2 separate regions of the Homo sapiens genome follow, and region 2 is linked to region 1. Evidence: chromatin loops called from intact Hi-C (ENCODE). Cell type or tissue: heart right ventricle. All regions are shown on one strand. Each heading gives the region's core, and the rest is flanking DNA. Links, peaks and the distances in the headings are about the cores only.

Region 1 (2,925 bases), core at 114-2,613:
CAGCATGTTCCCCTAGGCCTCTTCCCAGTCAAATCCCATCCTACCCCTCCAGCAGAAGCAAGTTTTCTGATATTTTTCCACAACTTTTGCTTGTTCTTGAACTTCATTTGAATGTAATAATATAGTCTATAATTTTTTTATGTAAGTCTCTTTTTTCATTAAATGTGATGTTTTGAGCTCCATCCATGTTGCCATTATCAATACATCCTTCCTGCTGCGAGAACTGATATATCTGAAAATTTCTGTTGCTTAATATAATAGAAATCTATTTCTTGTTCATGTCGGAGTACAACGTGGGTATTTCTGGTTCAAGGACACCTTCCTGGATATGGTGAACTGGGGCCCCTGCTAGTTGGGGTTTCACCTTTTCCTAAGGCCTGGGCAGAGCTTCATTCAGCGGCTGATGCAGAGAAAAGGGACAGAAGGTAACCACAGTGTAAATATCCAGCCTGGAAGTGGCGCATATCACTCTGCACAGATGCCATTGGTGGGGTGGGGGACGGGGGGACGGGCACATGGCCATATGTGAGGAGCACAAAGGTGCAAAGCATAAGTCCTGGGTGAGCAGCTTCATTCCTGTACACGCTCCACACTATGGAAGGAAGAGTGCACAGTTTTGATGAAAAGATGGTTCTCTGCCACAATGTCTCACCTTAATCCCATGACCTCCCTCACACTATGCTCTTTCCTGGGATCCTCTGTAAGGACAAATGGAGCATAAACCCTACAAACCAATGACATCATGCCCACAGATTCCACACATCTCAAATCTGGACGTCAATTCCTGTCTATCTAATTGCAGTTTCCCTACAAACTCAGCTTGTCCATGAGCATTCTGCCACTTGCATGGGCTGCTGGATGTCCTCCAAGGCTGTTTCTAATGTTGTTTCCACTTCTGTATTCAGATCTCTCACCTCTGCTAACCTGCTCAAATGTTGGTAATGAAAAAATATTTCCTTAGGTAGGGGTCTGTCTGGTACGCAGAAGTTGTTTTCAAGCAAAATTACTAAAAATACAGATGGTCCCTGGCATACTATGGTACAATTTTTCGACTTTACAATGGTATAAAAGTGATAGGCATTCCGTACAAACCACATTTCAAATTTTTAATTTTGATCCTTTCCCAGGCTAATGATATGAGTACCATACTCTCTCTCAATGCCTGGCAGCGGTGGTGAGCACAGCTTCCAGTCAGCCCCGCCATCTCAGGGGTAAACAACAAATGCTCTACAGTGTACTGTGTTGCCAAGTGATTCTGCTCAACTGTAGGATATTGGAAATGTTCTGAGCACATTTGAGGTAGTCTAGGCTAAGCTATGATGTGTGGCAGGTGAGGTATATTAAATGCATTTTTGACTTAAGATATTTTCAACTTTATTGGTACACGAACCCACCATAAGTCAAGGCACATCTGTACAGAAATCTTTGACTGGAAAATCCCCTAATCATTGTCTTAACTTTTTTTTTCTTTTCAATCAAGCCATTATCAACAAGGCTCCTAGAAAGGTATTGAGATATTTACTATGTGTCTGGCCCTTTGCTAGAACTTTTCACATATGTTATCTAAATTAATTTAAAAATGTTATAAGACACACATTATTGTTACTCTAGGATATAGGATGCTGAGGTCCAGAAGGTGAATGGTATTCCGAAGGCAGAATTACAGAATAACCTGGGATTTGAATTCATGTAATTTGCAGTCTTGTGATTAGAAAAGATACTAAAGATTCTCTAATTCCTTCATTTCAAAGATAGGGAAATAGAAGCCTAAAGCACTCCAGTGATTTGTCTACATCCAAATGCTGGGGAGTGGCTAAGGCTTCTAAATCTATTATGTCTGTTTTTTTAAAAAACAATAAATGTCATTATTCCTACACCCTTGCACTATGCCTGAATTGATTCCTAGTTAACAGTGACCAGTAGGGCAGCTTCTGTTTGGAGGCTGCCTATCAAAATACTCAGCTTCCACCTGAATGCTGATGTCACATCAACTAGCTATCTTCCTAAAATGATGAAACCACACTTTGCCTTTGCTAAACACTTTTTCTCTTAAAGTCTTCCCAAAACCTGTTTAGCAAAGGCAAAAAGGCTTTAACAAAATTTCCCCTAGTTCAAAGGTATGAATTCACTGCATAGGTGCAATTCAAAGTTTTTGCTACCACAACAATCAGCTTCTCATATTACCTTGCTATGCTTTGCTTTTATTGTCTGAACCCAAATCAGCTTGGCTCAGCACTGGCAACAATGTCATATTTAACTGCTGTAAATATGTTTTCCTCGCTATCAGGCATCTTTATTTACTCTAAGTAAGGCAATAAACTAGTGTAGGTTAGGAGTCACCTACATACTGAAAATGAAATGGAAAAACATTCCCGCCAAGAAAATAAAATATCTTTGAAAGGTGACATGCCGTGTTACTTTTGTTAATCCCTAGTTGGGGGCCTTGTAAACACACAGCCAGAGTCCGCTGCAGTAAATACCTATGATGATATGTATCTAAGTGAGTGGGTATAAAAGGAAAAGAGAAAATATTTTCCCCCTAAAGAACAATAACATACAATCTTGTAAGCCAGTTAGCAAAGCACTCTGGAGAGACCTCACTTGCTGCAGTGATATGCAATTTGTGGGAAGCCACTAATTGCAACTTATAGAACATGGTTTTAAATCTTTCCAGAAAGTGCCTTGCTTATTCAAAATGAGGCATTTAAAGGCTGCAAAGCTGCCAAAAGCTCTTGCCCATGGTGACTGGCATTTTCCTGTCCTGGAGAGAGAGTAGGTCTAACATCTTATAATAACGATTGGACTCAAGTGTCCCATGGGGAGAGTGGAGATGTTGGCCAATACTAAAAAGTAAAATGTAAAAAAAGAAAGCTACCATTTGCTTGAGGACAATCTGATTTCAGGATATATATATATATATATATA
Region 2 (2,925 bases), core at 146-2,645, 58 kb after region 1:
TCGCCCAGACTGGAGTGCAGTGGCGCAATCTCAGCCCACTGCAACCTCTGCCTCCTGGGTTCAAGCAATTCTTAAGCCTCAGCTTCCGAAGTAGCTGGCATTACCGGCACCTGCCACCCTGCCCAGCTAATTTTTGTATTTTTAGTAGAAACAGGGCCTCACCATGTTGGCCAGGCTGGTCTCGAACTCCTGGGCTGAAGCGATCTGCCCGCCTTGGCCTCCCAAAATCCTAGATGACGGGCCTGAGCCACTGTGCACACCCAGAAAAACTTGTTTCTAAGCAAATGTCAGATATTTCCTGGGGGCTGCCCTGATAGGAAGGACACAAAGTCCAGCAGACTTGCATTAGGGGTATGTGGAAGTGGAGAGTCTTATTACATATAGTGAAGACTGGAAAAATGTGGGCCACACAATCATTGTTCCAACCAAATGTTTCTTGAGGACCTAACATGATTGGCATTTACCAGTGTCTAAAAGACAAATATATGCCCCATATACATAATTAGAACTGGTCTCTACCCTTAAAAATGGGGTCAGTAATTTGAACTATGAGTTACTAAATATTATAGATGTTATGCTAGAAGTCTCTATAGGGTACAGTGGGAATAAGATAAAAAGGAGGTAGAAAACTCAATGGGAGAATGACACTAGTTCCTGCATTCTCCATGGGGGTGGTATAGCCCCACAAGAGGGTGAAGATTGTTTCATGGGTGGATGTGGCAGCAAAAAACCATAATTGCATTTTAATAGCTTGTGGCTCTCCAAAGGGCTGCATTACATAAGCCAATATAAAGCACACCTGTGTTACTAAAATTTCATAGTGGCAGTTCCAAAAAGTCTTAAGTCTGCTGGGGGGTGTCAGTAATGAATAAAAGTGGTTGGGAAATCTTTAAAGAAGAGGGCTTATTCCCTAGACAATGGAGAGTGGGAAGAAGCAGCAACAGCATAGCACTGAGCAAGCCTAACTGAGGGCAATGGAACGGCATCACTGGGGCTAGGAGGGAGTGGGATTCTTCAGGAAGATTAGTCAGCCTGGAGAGGTGGGTTCAAAGAGACGGCAACAAGTGATAACCCTGGGGAGGCAGATGGACCTGATTCCACTCTGACATTTCTCAGAACAGCTGGGACTGCTATGTTGGATTCAAGGCTAAGACATGTGCTAACAAGAGCTGGGATTGTCAACAAGCCTTGCTGCCAAGGCTTTCCCTTTGGCTTTGACCCGTCTGACGTTGATATTGGCTGGTCCATACCAGATTAGCTCTGGACCCCTCCTGTCAACAGATCATTGTTTGTTTCCACCAGTTAACACTATTTGTTTCTGGACCAAAGTTGTCTCCCTCCTCTCTTTGCAGACCTTATGACTAGGGAGGCCAGCCATCCCATTCTGCCCAGGACATGGGACTTTGAGTGTTAAAACCAGGATGGTCCAGGGCAAACCGGGTGGCTGGGTTACCCTGCTTAGGACTGAGACTACATCCTTTTGTTCTGCAACAGGTCAGACGTTTGACAACCGAGCATCTTTTCCCTCATGTCCTACACCCCACCATTCAAGCCCTTGTCCTGTTGCTGCTTAGAGCAGCAATTCTCAACCACGGCTGCAAATGAGAATCACCTGGAGAACTTTTACAATCCCTGCTGCTTAGGGCACACCCTAGGACAATTAAATCAGCATGTCTTGGAGTAGAACCAGGCATCTATATTTTTTAAAAGCCTCCCAGATGATTCCCATATATAGCCAAGGTGGAAACCATTGGCTTAGAGCAGCAACAGTGATTAACTATTAATGTAAAATAACCATCACTGAGTTGACTCTAATTTGGAGGGACTGTCACTTTTTTAACCTTGGAGATTTAACACATATGCCTCAATATTAGGGTCATGAGTACATTGGTCTGTCAATACTTTGGAAATTAGTCATTAAGTCAATAGTTTAAACTGAAATTAGACATAGAAACACTTTTTTTCTAGTACCTATATGTCTGGTTTTTATCTCTGCATATATTCCTTTTTGGCAGGTTAGAATTAATGAAACAAGGCAGGCTCCTTTTGCAGGAGTTTACATCACATGAAAAGGATCTCAGATTTAAAATCAACCATAATACTTAAAACTAATGGTTTACTGCTGTTAGCAGCTGGTAGGCCTCTCTGAAGCTGGCATGAGTAATCTCTAATCATTCCCATCAATAACCTTCCCTGTGGTGGTGTCCCTGGGGATGCTGTCACCATTTGGAAAGATCGCCCATCTATTTGAATGGTTAGCATTCATGGAACCGCTTGCTAACATATGAAAGAAATAAAGGAATTAGTTTACAGCTGAAGCGCAGACTCACAAAACGTTAGCTTTGAGAACAGCTACTTAGGCATTGCACTAAAGCCCACTGAATATTCCTGGGACCTTCCATAAAGTCAATCTTATTAGCATGTTTTGTTTGTATTATCTAGCAACAACCTAAAACAAAGACAGAGAAACCTCAGCCCCTTGTAACTACAAGTGTATCTGATTTGAGCTTGAGTCTGATTCAGAGTATTTGAAAACGTTTTTCTTAAGGATTTTTTTTAAACCAATGGGATTTAAGTGGGAAATAAACATAGTAGTGTTTGTCTTCCTCTATGAAGAGGAAAAGCGTGACTATTTTGTAATGATAATATTTTGAAAACTATTCAACTATTGCATTTAATGGGAGCACATCCCTAGTCTCTGGCTGCCCCTTGGTTTCATGTGAACTAGTCTGAAGCACTCAAATTGTTCACCTATAAAGGAGAGAACATGAGGCCTCCACCCTGAGGAAAAAGAGCATCTCTCAATAGACTGGAAGAAACAGGTAGAGAATCTGACCCTGCTGATCACTGAATGTATAAAAAACAGAGACACCCTCTCTTCCTCCTCCACCATTGTGGTGTGCGCTTGACTCCGCTTCTCGCCAT

What was found. Peaks named below come from ENCODE experiments on the same cell type or tissue, not always from the same donor. Only the 100,000 strongest peaks of a DNase experiment are listed, where the experiment ranks them.
Region 2: a loop joins it to region 1, with 3 times the contacts of the local background. A loop is called at or near these places in 2 of 110 quality-filtered maps.

The regions. Positions count from the first base shown.
Region 1 is chr15:93,883,651-93,886,575 of GRCh38, reverse strand. No RefSeq gene overlaps it. Among named protein-coding and RNA genes, the nearest start is that of LINC01579, 15 kb to the left of the region's middle. In heart right ventricle, for the core only: no CTCF peak of the experiment used is centred there; no DNase peak of the experiment used is centred there.
Region 2 is chr15:93,825,207-93,828,131 of GRCh38, reverse strand. No RefSeq gene overlaps it. Among named protein-coding and RNA genes, the nearest start is that of LINC02207, 30 kb to the left of the region's middle. In heart right ventricle, for the core only: no CTCF peak of the experiment used is centred there; a DNase peak (open chromatin) is centred at 1,211.